Linked DNA regions of Homo sapiens: region 1 is linked to region 2. Evidence: chromatin loops called from intact Hi-C (ENCODE). Cell type or tissue: heart right ventricle. All regions are shown on one strand. Each heading gives the region's core, and the rest is flanking DNA. Links, peaks and the distances in the headings are about the cores only.

Region 1 (10,190 bases), core at 717-8,716, 90 kb before region 2:
TACAAATAGCTTATTTCACCAGCTTCCTAACTAATGTGGTATCTTCTTCTAGAACTTGGCGAGTTTTATCAGGATTAAGTAACGATGGTTCCCCTATAGCCTGCCCATTATGAGCCAGGTCCTTTCCAGGTATTACTTTAATCTTTATGACACTCATTCAAGCTGGGCATTATTATACTGTTTTGATATATAAGATAACTGAAGCTTAAAGAAGTTGATTAATTTGCCAAGTATGTAGCCAAGTTGGGAATTAAACCAAGGTCTGTCCATGCCCCTCCGACTATGCCATACTCTCTCTCTTTTGAAGAATTGTTTGCTATAACATTGTTTCATTGGCCAGAACAAGTATGGAAGGGAAATAAAGGAAGCAGTCCCAGGATTTGTGCTGAGAGAGGCTGACATCTGTAAGGGGATCAGGCAGAAGATATAATATACAGGAACCCAGAAGTGTCCCATCATTTGGTCTGCAGGGCTTTGGAATATTGGGAAACAAAATCATCAGAATTTTCTGGGAGGTGGGTGGTTAGCCTGCAGAAATAGGGTGTCTTGTTCCAAACAGAGGCTTCAGAGCATCAGACAGACTGTGGAGTTAAAAGACGAGAAGCAAAGTGCAATTAGAACTGCCATACCAGGAAAACCTTTGCTTGAATGCAGGCTACAAAAGATGGATAGCGATGCATTGGTCTTTTCAGCTCCACTCTCAGGCAGGGATAACAACATGACCGGCAGCAGCATTTTGAAACACAGACAGCCACCACCACTGATATTTATTTATAGAGAGAAAGTGCGCGAGGTGCACAGAAACACTTTGAACACTAAGCGCAGTGCAAATGGGCTCACTATTGATTCTTAGTGGAAACGTTCATGTCTGCCTCATGAACAAATATTACTCCTGAGACCATCTTTAACAAAATATTTAGTCTGACCTCTCCAGACTGCATTTACAAACTCATTTCTCTTTTCGTTATGTTTTAGTCCTTTTCACCGTGATGTAAGTAGGCTCTCCAGCAGTCCCAGAAGACTTTCACAAGAAGAGTTTCAACAACAGAAAATAAGCCTAAGTGATTGTGTGGTAGGTTCCATCAAAAGGTATCGTGGAAATACTACAGAAGAAGAATGAGAAATTATAGGAAGTTAACATAAAGGGACACAAGGGCACATCAGGGTGTAACATCAGCTGGTGTGGCAGATCTTGGAATGCCAGGAAGCAAAGTTGTCAGACAGTGTCTGTGGGGTTTTCCACCCCCATCGTGGCTCCATTTCCACACGTGTGTCATTAAGTCCATTGTGACTGGACACAGCCAAGTGTGGAGAACCACTTAGGAAACTTTAAGAATCCATTAGAACCATTAGATCTCTTCTGAGCTAGCCAGAATAATTAAATCTATGTCCAATTGGAGACTAGTGTAGCTGCCGATTTTACTTACCTTTCAAAATAATCGAGAGGAAATTCTTATGTGAGATTCACTCACAGATGCCTCCTAATGCATCTTTAAAACATTCTACTCATCTCCAGTCAAAAATGGCTTCTTATTTATGTTGCTGAAGGGCATTTTTCATAATGTACTGTGACTTTATTTTAGTAGTCTGTGAACTAAGGTTACCCATAGAATGGTTGGAAATTAAGCAGTTTGTGACTATAAGTGATGTAAAAAAAATCAAACTGGATATTTATTTGATTGCTCAAAGTTCTGAGTGCATTATCTAGATAGCTTGTCCATTTTTGTCTGGGTTAATGTCAGAAGTTTTCAATTGCAAGTCCCTCCAGAGCAGGACTGATGCCATCTCCATCAGTTTAAGAGCCCCAGGTTCCTCATCCAATAAGCATGTCTTGAGTGCCTATGATGAAACACAAGTTCTTGACCGGCACAGGGTGCTCTTGTCTGGAGATGGCAGTGAAGACATTTTTCTTCCTGCATAAATATGTGCAGGAAATCAAAGCTTTTTTTCTTGCAAACTTACCTTTCCCCTCTCCTGATCCTGTAGAAAGACAGGGAAAATGAGGCCTTTTTTTGTTTATTATTATTATTTTTTAATTTTGAGTATTCAATTCAAAGCTAAAGTTGAGGTACATATAAATGATAAATGGCTCTATGCTAAGGAGCTTGCCATTGTGTATATGGCTGTGTAGCAGACATTTGGCTGTGTTTGTTTTTTTTTCCCTTTTGCTTTAATCCCCTCATAGAAAATAAACATAAACTGGGCACGGTGGCTCACGCCTATAATCCCAGCACTTTGGGAGGCCGAGGCTGGTGGATCACCTGAGGTCAAGAGTACGAGACCAGCCTGACCAACATGGTGAAGCCCTGTCTCTACTAAAAATACAAAGTTATCCGGATGTCGTGCTGCATGTCTGTAGTCCCAGCTACTTGGGAGGCTGAGGCAGGAAAATCGTTTGAACCCAGGAGGCGGAGGTTGCAGTGAGCCGAGATCGCGCCATTGCACTCCAGCCTGGGCAACAAGAGTGAAACTCTGTCTCAAAACAAACAAACAAACAAAAACAAACAAACAAACACCATAATGCAGTCTCCCAGTTACTACACTTTCTCTACCATTGCTTCCCTTTTAACCTTTTAATTCTCCCACCAACAGCTTAGAGGCACTTTTGGCCATCTAGCAGCCTGAAGCCTGCAAACCCCATAGTATTTGCAGTCTATTTAGGGATAGACAGGACAGAACCCAAGGGCATCTATCAGTCTTGGGAGCCTCATATGTTCACAGATTTTCTCCATGGAAATGTGTTTTTTTTTTTTTTTTTTTTTTTTTTTTGAGACGGAGTCTTGCTCTATCACCCAGGCTGGAGTGCAATGGCGCAATCTCGGCTCACTGCAACCTCTGCCTCCTGGCTTCAAGCGATTTTCCTGCCTCAGCCTCCTGAGTAGTTGGGACTACAGGCACGTGCCACCATGCTGGGCTAATTTTTGTATTTTTAGTGGAGACAGGGTTTCAGGAAATGTTCTTGGTTCACCTATATGGAATCTAAAGTATTCGCCTCTTGATACAAATTATTTATATTTATAGAAAATTTATTGTATTTCTATACCCTCTAATCACCTATTCTGGAAAATGTTTCCAAAAGTAGAGAATGAAGTGTAGGAAAAAGCCCAGGGGACTAGAGATAAGACGCTACTTCAAAACTTTAAGGCTGGAGCAAGTCACTTTTATAAGTCTCAGAATTCCCACCAGTTAAAGTGGGAGTAATAATGCCTTTCTTAGCTTTGCTTAATAGAAAAGAAGTACAAATCACTTAAAATTCCAAGGTACGTTGCAAGTGTATGGTTAGAAGAAAAAAAATAAAAACATTTATTAGGTTTCTTCTATATGTAACAAGCCATGCTAAGGTCATACTATTGTATAAGGAGAGAGCCTTATCTAAATATTCCTTACTGTGATTTTTGTACATAAACAGATCACCACAACCACAAGCAACAAGGCAGTATTGGTTTCACAGTTAAAACACTGGGTTTTAGGACGGGCAGACGTGGGTCCAAATTCTAGCTCTGCCATTTTGTGATCTTGTTATTTAACCTCTCTATTTTCTCATTCATAAAACAAAGCTAATAATTTCTACTTCATGGTGTTTCAATAGAGATGAAATGAGACATGGTATGATATAGTATTGGGCACAACTTGAGGATAAAATGATTATTTAGGAACATGGGTACCCATCTACCACAAAAGGTAATTTCTCTTTGCTTTAAGTGAAATATTATGCCCTCACAAAAGCTGTAAATTCATGAGTTTTTTTTTTAATTTCATAATCATACCTTAATTTCACATGAGAGAAATCTAGTTTTAGCCAAGAACCTTTCCCACCTCAAGTCTTTTCGTGGAGAATTGAGGGTCTTCCTTCCCACTGTCTTCAAATTTGTGGCACCATCAGCCCATCAGCCTTTGTAGTAGCTACTAATTCTTAGACTCATGGTCTGCCACAAGCTGTTGGCCAAAAGGAACCCATGGGTGTCTGATTGCTGTGCTGCTTCTGCCACATCAGGTAGGGCTGAGTCCAATCACATTGAGTCCTTGGGGATGTGCTTATCAGGGAGGTGTTAAGGTTTACCGCAAAAGCACATGGACTTTGAGCTAGACCACCTGCATTCAAATCTCAGCTTTGCCCATCTTTCCCTGCATGACCTTGAACAAATTACCCTTTTAAACCTCCACTTTTTCATTTAATGAGTGGATAATAGTAATAACCAACATTTATATAAGCTCTTTCCCGGTGCCAGGTTCTGTGCCGGTGTTTTACATGCACTAACTGATTTAACTTTATAGCATCTTGTGAAGTAGGGATTTAGTATTTTCAGTTTTCAAAAAAAAATTGTAGTAAAAAAATTTAAAATGAGATCTACCGCCTTAATACATTTTTAAGTGTACAACACGTTATTGTTAACAATAGGCACAACACTGGAGGGCAGGTCTCTAGAACTGATTCATTTTGCGTAACTAAAACTCTACACCCATTGAACAATAATTCCTCATTTCTCCCTCCCTGAAGGTTTGGCAACCACTGTTCTTCTCTCTGTTTCTAGTCTGAATGTGACTATTCTAGATACTTTATGTAAGTCAAATAATATAATGTTTCTCTTTCTATGACTAGTTTATTTCACTTAGGATAATGTCCTCAAGATTCATCCATGTTATCAGAAGTGGCAGGATTTCCTTCTTTTTTTTTTTAAAAGCTGAATACTATTTTTATTGTATGTATATACCACACTTTAAAAAACCATTTATCCACCTATAGATGTTTAGGTTGTTTCTACATTTTGGCTTTGTAAATAATGCTGTAATGAAGTTGAGAATGTGGATATCTGTTCACGATCTTAAATTGAAATGAGGTGAGGATTATTTCTAACACCAATTTTACAGCTGAAAAAAAAAACAACCAGAAGCATAGAGAGGTTAAATACATTTTTGCAGGGCACACAGCTAGCAATTGTTACAGCTGGGCTTCAGTCCCACTGACTAGTGTGGAGATTGTGTTCTGGAAGTGATAACACTTCACCCTAGCATTGGACTCTTAACAGTACCTGGCACCTGCAAATACAAAATAAATGTCAGCTAATTTTATTAGCAAGGAGGATGTGCCTCTGGCTTTAGTGCTTTTGCCCACCTACCTTGCATTTTTTTAAAATTATATTTCTGAAGAGCTGAAACTCTTTGTTATGAGACTGAACTTAGGCTCGTTAAAGAGGTAAGTCTGTATTAATGTTAACTTAGAAAGTCAGTTCTAACCTCAGACTTCTATAAATTCTGGCAAAATTCTAGTGGGAAGTTTTCCCCCACTTTTCATTTTCTACACCTTCTCTCTCCTTCTAACTGGCATTTCATAAATGTATTTACTGACCCCCACACCTAAATTCAAATATTAAAAGCAAAGCCTTATTCTCTTGTACCAAAAATAAAACCAAAGCTACCATTCACTCTTTCAAACTAGAATTCTAATCCTAGAGATGATGTATTAACTCTATCCAAACATGAACAAAACTGTCCTGACCCTCAGTATCCTCTCTGGAGAAGGTCAGAACGCAGTTGTGGCCACAAAAATCGCCACTGAGCCCCGATATAAATAGCAGTGAATTGGCCATGCAAAAACGGAGAGACTGAAGGGTCAATGAAGCTAATTATAACTTGAGGGTCTTGCCTGATTGTGGGAGGGCAGGGTCAGAAGCCTTGCAAAGCTGACATTTTACTCCCAGATGAGTCTACTTTTGGGAAACTATTTCTTTATGGATGTGTATACAGCCTAGGAATTAGAGGCGGATGCCAGAGGGAGCCTTGTAAGAGCTTACGGCTGTCCTGTAACCGGAAGTTAATCTGCCATTCTCCTCTTATCCTCTGGTTCCTGGTTTGTGATTTTTCACTGCAGCAAGTATTCTGCTTCTTCCCCTTCACAGAAAATGTGGCTTTTCTTATCTGTAAGGTGTCTCAATTTAGTGGAAAAAAGAATTGAGTCCACTGCCCACTCCCTGTTCCAGGACTGTTTTTTCTCAAAATAGGAAATATATAATGTGTAGGCTGGGTGGCTAGAATTAGGTTGAATCAGTACGAAACAGGGAGATTTGTTTGCTTCAGAAGAAAATCTCCCACTGCCTTGGCTGGCTGCAGAATCCAGGACAAATATCAAGACTTGGAGCTATAGAAATCAAATCATCTTGAGTGGATTATTATAATGATGACCCTCTCCATGGATTCCTACATGCCCTTTTAACAAAGCCTTTTGTGGCCAAACTGGCATTTCTAGTTAAGATTTTGAAACCATTATATTTAATGCCTTCTCATTGATTAGGTCAAAAAAGAAAGAAATCGACTTTCCTATGGAGATAGGCAAATCTTTTCTTTCTTTTTCTGTTTTTATAATGAACTGAAATATAAAGCCATCTTGTTCTCTAGATATCCAGAGGAAATTAATCACCTCAAAATAGAGAAGGAGAAAGTTGGAAGTACAAAATGACATGTCTGAGTTTTTCTGTGGCTTCAAAATACCCACCTGGGTAAAGATACCACCAGATTTATTGTTAACCAGCCTTGGGTTCTTATTTCTGATCTACCTATTGGGTAATAAAAGATTCAATTTATTTTGATTGTTTCAGAATATCACAGAGCAACAGAGAAAATGTAGATCACTCCAGTTCTAGCACAAGGTCGGGGAGGAAAAAGAATCAGAGAGTTTGGAATTTCTAAATGCTCGTGTTTGAGAAATGGGGAGCATCACAAACTAACAGCAGAGGTGGACATTTTTTACAGGGTAAAGGATTCCCATGGAACACCACTCGTCAAATGCAAATAAAAATTGTACAAAGAAGGTAACTTCTTTCTCTGTCCCCACATCTCTCCATCTGAAACTTCATTCTTCCATTAAAACAGAATTGTGCTTTGTGATGTATAAAGTCTCTTTCTTTCTCTTCAAGTTGAATGTTAACGTTCTGCTTTGTGCCCTTAACTTAATGGATATTCTCAAAACTGGCAGCTTTTTCTTCATGCGGGAAGAAGAAATAATTCTGAATTAAGAACACCAAAATAGGTTAAGGATACATTATGTCAGAGGCTGTAGATTGTTAACAAGCAAAGGAAGCACAAAGCATGGAGTATAATACAATTAAGCGCACCCGGGTAAGATTGCCAGCCATTTCATCCCAATGACTTCACCTGTTGATGCCAGAGGTGACCCTTTCCAGTCTGTCTAACATTTTACAGAGCCCAGGTGGTTTTCTAATTGCTGAGTGATCTGCAATTAGCAAGTGTAGTAGATGCTGTGGTGCCCTGCCTGGATCCCTTACCCAGCCCATCACTCCCTTCTCCAATTGCTGTGAGTGTAGACTTCTAATGACCCACAGCTGCCCCCTATTTTTAGAGAATTGCGAATGGCAGCTGCATCTCCCAGGAGGTCATGCTCCTCGCCCCAACTAAGGGCAGCCAATGACTGATGAATGTGGGACTACAAATGGCCCCCTTACATCGAAGGTGAGGGCCATAATTTTGTGGTGTGATCCCCTGGATCAGGTCAAGACTGGCCTTTGTACGGGACCACATCCTTGCTGAGCTCTTTCCTCTCTCCTCTCCCGCTTTGCACCCCACTCTGCTGGCTTTCTCTGAAGAGCACGGCTTCACTAAACCTTATGCACCAGAACTTCCGTCTGAGGCTCTGATTCCAGTGTGCCCAGAACTAAAAGAGTGAGTTTGCTCATATATCTTTCTTAATGGATTCAATAACATAATATCATTGTTAACTAGAATTCTCTTGAAAAATGATAGACTATTCTCTCTGAATTGCTGAAGTCTTTTCTTCAATTAGAAAAGTTCTTTCAGTTCAGGTTGAAGTCTTTTCTTCAATAAGAAAAGTTCTTTCAGTTCAGCAGTGTTCTCTGTGTAGCCTTTATCCATCAGCTTACGTGGAAAAATCATGGTTGGCAAAGGATCAAAGTCACAAAGGTTGAAAATTTGAACCCTATGACTGATTCCTACTTGCCTCTTTTTCATTTTTTTAGTTTGTCTAGTATTCAACTCTATTTACAGAACTCCTCTTAAAAGCTTGGCTTTTCAAGTTAGAACAATGTTCTGCCACAATAGGAATAATTATGATGGCCTTAGTATATGGTAGTCATCTGGGTGACAAAATAAAAGATTTTTGCTTGGAATCAAATAGTCCATTCAAGTCTGAAATGATATGTATTTTCTGGGCCCTCTGTAATTAGAAATGTGATTGTATAAATGTCTGAAAATCTGTTCTGGTTTTAAAGAAATTGGCCTACAGCCTGTTCTAATCCGGACACAAAATTCACAGAATTTGAAGGTCTCCTTGTATCACTACCAGCTAGTGGTATGAGGGTGGGCTGATTCAGCAATTGGAAGAACGGTGATTCCAGCTGACAGGTGCAGTCCTCCAGGAAATGCCAGGTTGACCCTGCTGCTTAGAAAAGCAGAACAGAGAGGTGATGGCAAAGGATACAGGGAACGGAAATATTTGAAAGGCATTATTATTTATGTTGGGTGGGGCAAGGATACATGATTGCACAGTGGAAGAGTTGGAATCCTTCACCCACTTCACAATTGTGCTTTGTATCAAACATAATGTCCAAACATATTGACTGATGCACTGAATTGGATGTTACTGATTCTCAATACTATATTTTGCTCTAAACAAATTGGCTTTTTGTTTCTACCATGTTATTGCTTATTTATAATCAACATCTTCTATCCTAAAACATTCCTAAAGCAAGCAGGTTCTTGCTGTTTTCTATTTAGACATTTGATGTTCATTTGGGTCCAATGTCTTCATGTTTACAAGTGATTTTTGCTGGATTTGTAGGATGTAAAGTTTTTGCCATTTGATCTGTGACTGGGATGCATCCATTAGAAGGTCAGTGCTGAAAAGCCAGGAAATTGCTTTTAATTTTATGTAATTTACGGTTTATTTGTAAAATTCACAGAATTTCACATCCTAAGATTATTTTCCTGGGATTCTGTTTCAAAAAGGCCACTGGATCTTAAGGAAAGATGAACTCATTCTGTTATTGTTGTTGAATTTCCAAACAAAAAGGCTTAAGGCTTGGAATTTGCCATTTATTACTGAGAAAGTAGAGGTAACTATTCTAGTTGCTAATGTCCTTTTTCAATAAATATCCTTTCCCTGCCTGCCACAGGATTGTCATCCCACTTTAAAGGGTTAGATCACAGAAGAGGCGTCTCTCAAAGTTAGGTACTTCCTATCCCTCTTTGATAGGAGGAAAGCAATACTTGGTGAGTTAAAAGAAAAATACATCAGAAAATCTGAATTGTTCTATTCTCTTTCCTATGACCATAATGCATTTTATAACTGTCTTTATCGAAATGGAAACATATGTCAAATTTTTAAAAACAAGAATGGTGGCACTGACAGTATGCTTTTCTTTAAGCTTGCTTACCAAGCAGCAACTGGAAATACAAAAATTAACTACAGATTTTATATTTCAATATACTATGTTATTGGAATGTTTTGTTCTCTAACATGTATTTGTAAGATTTACTGAAAAGAAATTCAATGATATTTGAAATTTTAAAATCCTGTGGGAGTTAAAATTTTGACCTTGATTAGCTTAGGCATCTCTAGTAGTAGTTTCTACAATTAGAATCTGGCAAGGAGAAAAAAAATCAGTGGATAAGAGGAAGGACACTTTGGGAGGCTGAGGCGGGCGGATCACGAGGTCAGCAGATCGAGACCATCCTGGCTAACACGGTGAAACCCCGTCTCCACTAAAAAATACAAAAAAAAAAAAAAATTAGCCGGGCGCGGTGGCGGGCGCCTGTAGTCCCAGCTACTCGGGAGGCTGAGGCAGGAGAATGGCGTGAACCCGGGAGGTGGAGCTTGCAGTGAGCCAAGATGGCGTCACCGCACTCCAGCCAGAGAGACAGAGCGAGACTCCGTTTCAAAAAAACAAAAACAAAAACAAAAAAGAGGAAGGACACAAGGATATTTTCATATGCTTATAAATTGGCTATGTCACCGCTTTAAGTTGGTTTAATATGTTGGTTTAAAATTCAGTCTTCTTCTCTAATTATTTCTTGCCTCCCTCTAGAAATAAGCCAAGATTCCTTGAACTAGAACTGAAACTAGAAGTTCATTATTAGCCTCTCTTAGTTGTTTGGCTAGTAATTGCATGATTAGACTAATACTTTAAGTCGTCAAGGAAGATTAATCACTTGTGAATAAG
Region 2 (10,190 bases), core at 1,126-9,125:
CTTAAATAGACAGGATATTCTATATGTGGCTTACATTTGAATTTTTGTTTTCATCCAACAATGTCTTCAAGGATTTTCAAATTTGCACATCGAATGGCTTTTCATTATTTTGTTCAGCTACGTAATATTCCATTTATGAATAATTCATTTAACCAGTCAATTCTAGATAAACATTAGAAATGTTTTCAATCAATTGTTCTTACAAACAATGCCATAATAAATAACCTTGTACATTATTCATTTTTGCACATGGCAAATACGTCTGTAGGATAAATTCCTAGAAGCAGAAGAGCTGAGTCAGATGGTATTTAAATTTGTAATATTGATAGATATTGCCAACCTTTCATTCATAAGATTTCAGCAGTTCAAATTCCTACCAATGAAGTTTGAAAATGTTTCCCTAATGACTTACTAGAATAGTGTCTTATCAAGCTTTTAGATTCTACCCATGCTGATAGGTGATATTTCAGTGTCATTTTAATTTGCATTTCTGTTAATGTGAATGATATTATCTTTTAATAGGACTGTGAGATATTTATATTTCACTTTCTGTGAAGTCTGTTTATATCCTTTGCCCATTATTTTGTTGAGTTATTGGTCTTTGATTATTTAAATCAATTTTTAGGAGCATTTCATATTTTAATTTAGCTCTTTCTCTGTTAAATGAGTTGTAAATACAGTTTTTTAAAAAAGAGTTTGTTTTATGTCTTTTGCCTTTGTTTTTATTTTATTTCAACACATAAAAGTCTTTTTAAATGTAATCAAATTTATCAGTCTTTTATGGCTTCTGGAATTTGAATGAGATTTTGAAAGAACTCCTTGAAACAAAGTTTATAAAGGAATTCTGCCATATTTACTTCTATGATTTAATTATTTCCAAGTAAACCTTTGATTGATTTGGATTTCGTCCTGATATAATCATAAGGTATCATATATAAGGTGGATCATATATAAGGGTTCAATTATTTTTCCGGAATGCCACTCACTTTAATCAAGAGTGAGACACGTATTCCCATGATGAACACTTTTATTTGACTTTGTACTGAAGAATAGTCCATAAAATTATACTAAAGACAGACAGCAGTGGTACAAAATTTTAAAGCTACCAGAAAAAAAAAACACTATTTGTAGATAAGATTTTATACCTGGAAAACCCAAGAGAATGAACTGAAAAAGAAACACTAAAACAATAAGAGGTTAAATAAGGTAGTGTGGTAACGGGTTTTTAGACATAAATCAGTAGCTTTCATATACAAGTAACAACTATGTGCGAGATCTGATAGACAAGATCTCATACAGCAGCAGCATAAAAAATAAAATACCTAGAAATACACTTAATAAAGTATGTGCGTAATCTATGTAAAGGAAAGTTTGGGGTACTGTTGAAAGGCAATAAAATACTGCTGAGCAAATTGAAAGATACATTGTATTTTGGACAGGAATAGTCAATAAAGGTATCATTCTTTCTAAGCTATTTCATAAATTGGCAACCCAATAAAAAGGTTAATGGCATTTTTTTTGAAATATTCATATTGATGCAAAAGTATACACGGAAAAATATAAATAGATAGTAAATTTTAAAAAATAAACTTTGAAGGGGAACTAATGCTACCAGATATTAAACTTATTGTAGAGTCTCAGAACCTAATGCAGTTTTCTATCAGTGCATAAATAGACAGATTAGAGGAATAAATAGGAAGTTTAGAAATAGACTCCAAATAATAGCGGAAATTTTTTACATGATAAGGGTACAGTCTCAACCTAGTGGGAAAAAGATGATGTTGGAACAACTCATATATTTTAAATTGCATGTTGTGAATCACCCTATAAACATAGTAAACATTCTAAAATGCATCACAACAGCCCCACTTTCTGGAAAAGCTAATGAGATTAAAAATGCACTTTACATTCTACTAAACCCAGAACTTCAGCGAAGACATAACTTATTTCCTGATCCAAAATGAAGTAAGTTACTGAATTCCATCTCTACCAATCAGAACAGAATTTGTATGTACTATATTCTTTTCACATTCCCCAGTGCATAGGCGTTATAGAGGGGGAGACGAATTAGACTTTTTACAAAGACAAAACATAATACTTTTAACCTCTAGGAGTCATTTATTAAAATTGCCTTTAAACAATGCACAGTGCTTCTGGAGAAAACAAGGTGGCATTCTTGAATAATTTCTATCATTCCTGTTTCACTCAATGTAAAGGAAACTCTAGGACGATGGGATAGTTGACCTTTATTGTGCTTTCTTCTATGCTCTCACGAAGAACACATCCAAGGCATTGGTAATCCACCAGCATGCAGGATATGCGTGGAGGCAAGCTGTGTGCAGTGTTGATTGCTTTCATTAGTGCTCAGGAATTCTTAGGGAAGTAGCATGGCTTATAAACGCAGCTCCAGGTTTTTCATCTCCAGGTGTTCTTATTCTAGGCTTGTTGCTTTATTGCCTTGCTTGCCTAATTTCACTTTCACCCATTTTCTGGTTAAATTTGAATAAAATTTCTTCAGATCTTTTGGAGATATTGGGCAAGAGAGCTGTGTTGTGTATATTAACTAATTCAGGGTCTTAAAGTCATTTGATTCAGGGTGCAGTATAAAGGCAAAGCAGCATGCACAGTAAAGCAAAATGCTAATTATTGCAGGCAATGCAGATGCTGCTTTTATAGGTACCAGATGTGTATCACTTCTCAGTTTCATGGGCTGGCTCCTGGAAAAGAACATGAGGCAGGTGAATGGTATAAACTGAGTAAAACAAATCACTTGGGAGAATAAAAACATCCAAGTAAACAGGGCTACAATTATCTTCAGAAAAATTAGAACGCTACTTTCCGAAGACATCCAGGTCAAATGGGCAACAAAAAATGTAGCAAAATACCGAGGTCCCCAATTTTTTTGAACACTGATGAATTATACTTTTGTTTGTTTTCTTTATACATTGTTTTACGGTTTAATAAAAGGTTGAAATGCCAATGAGTAGATTTGGACACAATTCAATCTAATGTGTGAGAATTTTTCAAGATAATTTTTTTTTCAATGTAGGCTCAGGATTTTAGAGCAAAGTTGGGTATTTAGCTTATACAAATGCATTATGTGCTGTGAATACCAGGTAAACACATAAGTGTTCGTGGAGAAATTGAATTGCTTTCAACCAACCACAAGGTTAAGTTGATCTCTTAATTAATTAATTTGTATCACACACCCCAAAAGGATATTTCCAGGAGGGACACATCAATTCAGGATAACAGATTAGAAGGTGACATTTGAAACCACAAAGTGGAAATAGAGATATATGCTAACTACAAGGACAAGTACAGTTGCTCTGAGTAGACATAAAAATTTCTCTGTGGCTATGTCAAAGGAGAGGGGACCTAAAAAGTTGCATAAAATTTGTTATCAGGATAGAGGGAGCATATCAATTATTCAAATGAGATCATTTTAGCATTTTATTCTGAATGCAATTTAATGCATGAGATCTAATAAAGGGATATCCCAGCAATATAATGTACTGTATTTTTGATGACAGTTTTACAAAAAATGAAGACGGGATTAGTAAAATAAATTTAGCTCAAATCTGAAAAGTTTAATATCTTATAGAATATGGGAGATACAAAAGAATCTGCCATTTCACAAGTATTTAGTGCTAGACTCTTTTATTTGTGGTAGACTTCACTATATTGATATCACAGGGACCCCAAAGTCTAACATGAATGTAAGAATAGACAAAAACAAATATTCAAGAAGATTCTGAAACCCATCCTATACAGAAATGGTTTATCATTTCAATTAAAAGGGAGCTTTATATTAGGAAAATATCTTGCTTATTTTTTTTCTGACAAGCTCCATTATCTACCTCTTTAACTCCATTTTGTCTAGCCTAATTTCATCTATAATATTTAGTACTTCAACTAACCCTTCAAAAAATAGCAGGATACACATGAAGAGCCCATGTTAGTGAATTGGTAATTTCAGGGACAAAATGAAGCACCCACATGCATAATCAGTGAAGGTGGCAAAGGAGATGAATCATCTCTGCAAACCTCTCCTATGTCCTCCCTCTCTCTCAGCAGATAACCTTGCATCCCATTTCAGAGGAAGTAGAAGCTGTTACTCAGAAATAATCTCTGCTTCTTGCTCTGCCCCTACTCAGTGCCTGCCTTCCACCCTTGCTCCTTCTCTTCTCTCATCTGGGCCAAAGCATCCCTCTCTTCTTGGATTCTCAACCCCTCTGCCTTCTCTGAGATCTCCCTTTGTAAATACGTTCCATTCTCTGCTCTTTTCCATTAGTCTTTGTGCTGACGTCTCTAGGAAAAGCAACAGTTACAGAAGAGATGACAAAGATGATGACAACTCTACTCTTCCACCCAATTTCTTTTTTCCTCTCCCACACAAACCTCCTGACATTTACAGCCCATTTCCACTTTTTCACCTCCCATACTCTCCCATACTCTCTTCAGTTTGCTGCCACCTGGCTGTTTCCTTCACTCTGTCTATAAACAGCTCTTGGCAAAGTCACTAATAATGTCCTTGTTGCTATATCCTGTGGGCGCTCCAGACCTTTGTCTTCTGAATCTCAGCAGCAATGGACCTGTACTGCCTTCCTGACATCTTTTCCTCTTTGTTCGGTGAAACATTGTACTTCTGACTTCCTGCTGCTCTGACGGCTTGTTCCCAGTTTCCTTTGTGGTCTTTTCTTCTTCCACCAATCTCTTATATTTTTGTGGAATTCTTCTCCCTGCTGGCTTTTGTTTGTTTGCACCTAGCACACCCACCATAGAGGTTCTCTATCTACTGCCATGTTTTAATTATTATCTCTCTTGAATTTTAGATTTTCATATCCAACTACCTACTGGATATCACCTGCTGGATAAACATTGGGCCGCCTACATAGAGCATGTCCAGGCCTGAACTTGTGTCTTGCCTCTAACTTGCTCCTTCTGTATGTCCTGTGCTACCCCTCCACCCAAAAATGCAGGAAGCATTCTTGACTTCCCCCTTTCTGTCAACCCCACCCCCAGCCAGTCACTAACTTCTGTCGTTTTTGCCTCCTCAATATCTCTCAAATATCTACTATTCTGGATCAAGCAGTGACAATCTCTCACCTGGATTACTTCTAGCACCTCCTTGTCTCCCTGCCTGTGGCCTTTTATTTTATTCATTTTTTTTGAGATGGAGTCTTGCTCTGTCACCCAGCCTGGGGTAAAGTGGCACAATTTTGGCCTGTCACCACGCCCGGCTAATTTTTGTATTTTTTAGTAGAGATGCGGTTTCACCATATTGGCCAGGCTGGTCTCGAACTCCTGACCTCATGATCCACCTGCCTCGGCCTCCCAAAGTGCTGAGATTACAGGCATGAGCTGCCGTGCCCGGCTGGCCTTGTTCTTTCTAATTGGTTCTCCTCGTAGCCAGAGGGATCTTGGTACAAAGCAAATCAAATTATGTCATTTCTTTCTTTCTTTTCTTTTCTTTTTTTTTTTTTTTTGAGACAGAGTCTCATTCTGTTGTCCAGGGTGGAGTGCGGTGGCATGATCACAGCTCACTGTAACCTCCACCTCCCGCACTCAGGTGATCCTCCCATCTCAGTTTCCCAAGTAGCTGGGATTACAGGCATATGCCACTGTATTAATCAGGGTTCTCTAGAGGGACAGAAATAATGGAATATATATATATATACCTAGTAAACTCCCATATATATATTCCATATATATAAATACCATATATATATAGTATATACCATATATACCATATATATAGAGTATATACCATATATACCATAGAGTATATACCATATATACCATATATACCATATATATAGCATATACCATATATACCATATATAGAGTATATACCATATATACCATATATATACCATATATACCATAGAGTATATATACCATATATATGGTATATATGGTATATATACTCTATATATAGTATATATGGTATATACTCTATATATATGGTATATATGGTATATACTATATATATATATTGTATTTATATATATGGAATATATATATGGGAGTTTACTAGGTATTAACTCACACAATCACAAGGTTCTACAATAGGCTGTCTGCAGGCTGAGGAGTGAGGAGAGCCAGTCTGAGTTCCACAATTGAAGAACTTGGAGTCTTCAATTAAACTTGGATGTTTAAGGGCAGGAAACATCCAGCATGGGAGAAAGATGTAGGCTAGGAGGCTAGGCCAGTCTCTCTCTTGACATTTTTCTGCCTGCTTATATTCTAGCTGTGCTGGCAGCTGATTAGATTGTGCCCACCCAGATTAAGGGTGGGTCTGCCTTTCCCAGCCCACTGACTCAAATGTTAATCTCCTTTGGCAACACCGTCACAGACACACCCAGGATTAATACTTTGTATCCTTCAATCCAATCAAGTTGACACTCAGTATTAACCATCATAGCCACCATGCCTGGATAATTTTTGTATTTTTAGTAGAAATGGGGGGTTTTGCCCTGTTGCCCAGGCTAGTCTCAGACTCCTGGGCTCAAATTTTCTGCCCACCTTGGCCACGCAAGGTGCTGTGATGAAAGTCTTGAGCCACTGCCCCCAGCCAAATAGTCATTTTTATGCTTAAAAACCTTCAAAGGCTCATTCTCTCATGAAGTAGTTCCAACTCCTTGATAGGGCTCATCAGACCCTTCATGATATTGTTCTTAATTTTTCTTTAGCCTCAACTTTTAGGTATGTCTACGAGCCATAGGGAAGTTATTTCACTTCCCCAACATATGGGTACAAAGTTTGTAGTTAGGAGCCCAGACTTTGGCACCAGACTATAGGGGTTCAAATTTCAGCTTTGTCACTTAATAACATCATGACCCCAGCCTGCTTACTTAATTGCTCCCTCTCAGTTTTCCCATCTATAAAATCAGATGATAATAGAATTATTGTGAGGCTTAAATGAGTCAAGGAGTATAAAACACTCAGAGCAATGCTGGGGTATAACTGATATTCGGCAAACATCACCCACTATCAATATTGCCACCAGTTCTAGGCACTGAAAAGACTGTGGGACCTCACTTTTGTGATTCAAAATAAAAACAATTCAAGACTGTAAAATACATTTCAGCCAGTAAGTCAGCCTAAGAAAGGAGTGATTTTTTTTCAATGATTTTTACTTTGATCTGTTTTGAAAACGCTAGATTGAAAAATAGAAATAGAACTTTTGTTGCTTGTGCTTTGTTGGTGAATTGACCCTGTGTTCAGTCTGGTTCTCTGTTCCAGAAAATGCTTTTCCCTCTTTCTAGGACACTCTTCCAACTTCTCACTGACTCTTCTTGGCATGTTCTTTTCCTCATTTAGGTCTCATGTTACAAGTTAGTTCTTCTCAAAGGTTGTCCTAGACCTGGAATCTGACCTAGTCCCTGATTACAAACTCTCTTCTCATTCTATATTCCCCCAGTATGACACTTCCTGTTCTGTGTCATAAATTCCATGTCATAATTTCCCCTTTACCGTATCTCGCATTATAATGCTATCACCACAAAGACAAGACCACTTCTATCTTGTTCACATTATTTTCCTTCTCTGCATAGCATAGCATGTGCTCAGTGAATCAGAGACTGACTAAGCATCAGAAACCTCACTTGCCTTTAGACATCATCTCACTAGTACAGAAATAATTCTGTGTAAGAGTATATTTACCTTTTATAAAATACTATTTGTTTTTTTTTCTTCTGACATGATGACTCTGCCTTCAGCATCACTCATAACCCAAAGAACTACTAAGTTGCTCTTTGCTGTTTTCAAATTCAAATAACAAAAATGAGATAATGAGTCTTTTTTTTTTTTTTTGAGACAAAGTCTCACTCTTGTCCCCCGGACTGGAGTGCAATTGTGCGATCTCGGCTCACTGCAACTTCTGCCTCCCAGGTTCAAGCGATTCTCCTGCCTCAGCCTCCCCAATAGTTGGGATTACAGGTGCCTGCCACCACGCCCAGCTAATTTTTGTATTTTTAGGAGAGACGGGATTTCACCATGTTGGCCAGGCTGGTCTCGAACTTCTGACCTCAGGTGATCCGCCTGCCTCGGCCTCCCAAAGTGCTGTGATTACAGGCGTGAGCCACTGTGCCCGGCCGATAATGAGTCTTTTAAGACTGAGTTTGAAAACCTTTTCATACAGTGATGGGAGTTTTCCCTGTGCTGGGTTGTGAGAACTAGTTATGAAGGCATTGCTTTTGGATCTCTTAAGTCTTAAGTCTACCACAAAATCCCTAGTGGTGGGAATCTCAATCTGGGGCTGACCGATAAAGAAGTTTCTGGCTAGCAGCCCCTCAAATCAGGGTCTTGGGGCAGTTACCTGCAAACACAGCAGCTCCTGTGTTTCATACTTGAAGGCCCCTGGGAAGTCCCTGTTCCCTATTTGGCAGTTAGGAGCTGAGATTTCATCTCACCATTATAAATTATTCAACAAACTTTCATAAGTTCTTCCTAGGAGGTTTGTACTAGTGCCTGTAGAGGCATTATGTGATACACAAAGACAAAGACGTGGTCCTGCCCTTCAGGAGTAGTAATCCAGATATCACCTGCTGCTCTTAAGAACCTCTACCCCATGTCTTAAGGGAAATCCAATAACTGCTCTAGGAGTTTTGCAGTGCTCAGGGATTTGTGCTTCATTTAGTCATCTTGGGCTTTGCTATCTTACTGATGCTGGATTTTTGTTTATTGTGTCTTCTGGGTGTTTCTTTATCTTTGCCCTAGTATCAACTCAGACATAGGATGCAGTTTCTTCCCCTTAATTCTTTGCTCTTAGTCCTAAAATATCACTCTGGGGAGCAGCTGTGGGTGGTAGCGTTTTACTAAAGAGATGGGTAATGGTGAGAGAAGTTATATGGCATTCCATAGTTAGATAATCAACAATTGAACATTGGGCTCTTGAAGAAGTTCTTCAGCCATTTCTCTCAACGTGAGTACTGGGCACCTGCTATGTTTTTTGGCCCCCTCTGTCTTTCCTCTCTGTGCTGCCTTTCAGCCACTCCAAAAAGAAAAATAGTATTTTCTCATACTGATTTATAGTGAGCAATCCAGCTCTCTCTCTTCCTACCCATAAGCTGTGCTTGGGATTCAGCTGCATGGCTGTTATTCACCAACGTACTCTGCTAAACAGTGCACTAATGATTCCATGTCCCACCCATTCTCCTTTCTGTCTGATTAGGTGAGTTATATCGCTGCCACCGCCCCCCCGCCAACTCCTCTGGAAGTACAAATGGAGATAGCCACATTCCGTTTATATGACATTTTCTCTTATTTTCCTTGCAGACGTTTGAGACCTAGAAAAATCTTGGAAGAATTTATTTATTGAATTCTTCATTTCCACACTTAAAGGACAAGGGCAAGCCTTGTTCGCCATTGTATTCCTATCACCTACACACAAAGTAAGCACTCAACGAATATTTATTATGTAAGTGAGTTTACACTTCCAGGAGAGCTGCACTGGAGTTAAACGTGTTCATTTTTTCTTTAAATAGCTCGGCACCACCTAATGTTCATCTTATCTAATATATACTGTATTCTAGTCATCATTTCAGGGTACTATTAATTTAAAAACAGGTATAATTTATCAGGCTTGCATTCTGTTCACAGCATTCTCATTGACATCTAAGGCAAAACAGTGAGGACCTGGCAAAACGTTTTTGCTTTGCTGACTGTGGCTCTGTTCTCTTCAGGAGCCATGGCTGCCAATATTCCCAAGAGAGAATGAACTTTTGACTCTGGGCATCATACAAAGCCTCAAGCTGTTCCCTGTAGAGTGAAGAGCTTGGATGGAGTTAAGGACTTCAGTGGTTCTTGCTAATGCTTTCAGGCAGCTTCACCTGTATTTGCATCATCCAGGCAGTCTGCGCCTGAGAAGCACACAGAACAGCTAAAGATCACGGCTTGTTTTGAATATGCCAGCCAGGATTCCTGGGAATCTGAGTATTGGAATCAATGTCTGACAATTTTTTTTCTTTAAATAACCCCCAACAGCTTTGCCACCACCAGTTGTCACCTGTGTGTTTTTAAGCCATCGTGTCCTTGAAAGGAGTGCCATCTCTTACGTATCCTGTTTATTTTCTCAGGTGAAATGATCTCACAAAAACATCTTAACTTAATGAAATTACCAGCCTGTACCAAAAAGCTTTCTGTTTGAATAGGGCATTTCTTTACTTCCCAAGTAGCTTTGCAAT

Evidence for each region. A loop is a pair of places that touch in the nucleus more often than their neighbours do. Peaks named below come from ENCODE experiments on the same cell type or tissue, not always from the same donor. Only the 100,000 strongest peaks of a DNase experiment are listed, where the experiment ranks them.
Region 1: a loop joins it to region 2, with 3 times the contacts of the local background. A loop is called at or near these places in 11 of 110 quality-filtered maps.

What each region holds. Positions count from the first base shown.
Region 1 is chr2:191,813,368-191,823,557 of GRCh38, forward strand. LOC729254 (hCG2045843) reads left to right here. Exons shown (of 5, transcript NR_157850.1): 4 at 976-1,072; 5 at 6,594-6,882. Among named protein-coding and RNA genes, the nearest start is that of CAVIN2-AS1, 28 kb to the right of the region's middle. In heart right ventricle, for the core only: no CTCF peak of the experiment used is centred there; no DNase peak of the experiment used is centred there; H3K4me3 peaks cover 626 bases; H3K27ac peaks cover 1,020 bases.
Region 2 is chr2:191,903,235-191,913,424 of GRCh38, forward strand. All of the region lies in intron 1 of CAVIN2-AS1 (CAVIN2 and TMEFF2 antisense RNA 1), which reads left to right. Among named protein-coding and RNA genes, the nearest start is that of CAVIN2, 61 kb to the left of the region's middle. RefSeq lists a silencer at 3,889-4,183. In heart right ventricle, for the core only: a CTCF peak has its summit at 4,474; no DNase peak of the experiment used is centred there; H3K27ac peaks cover 946 bases.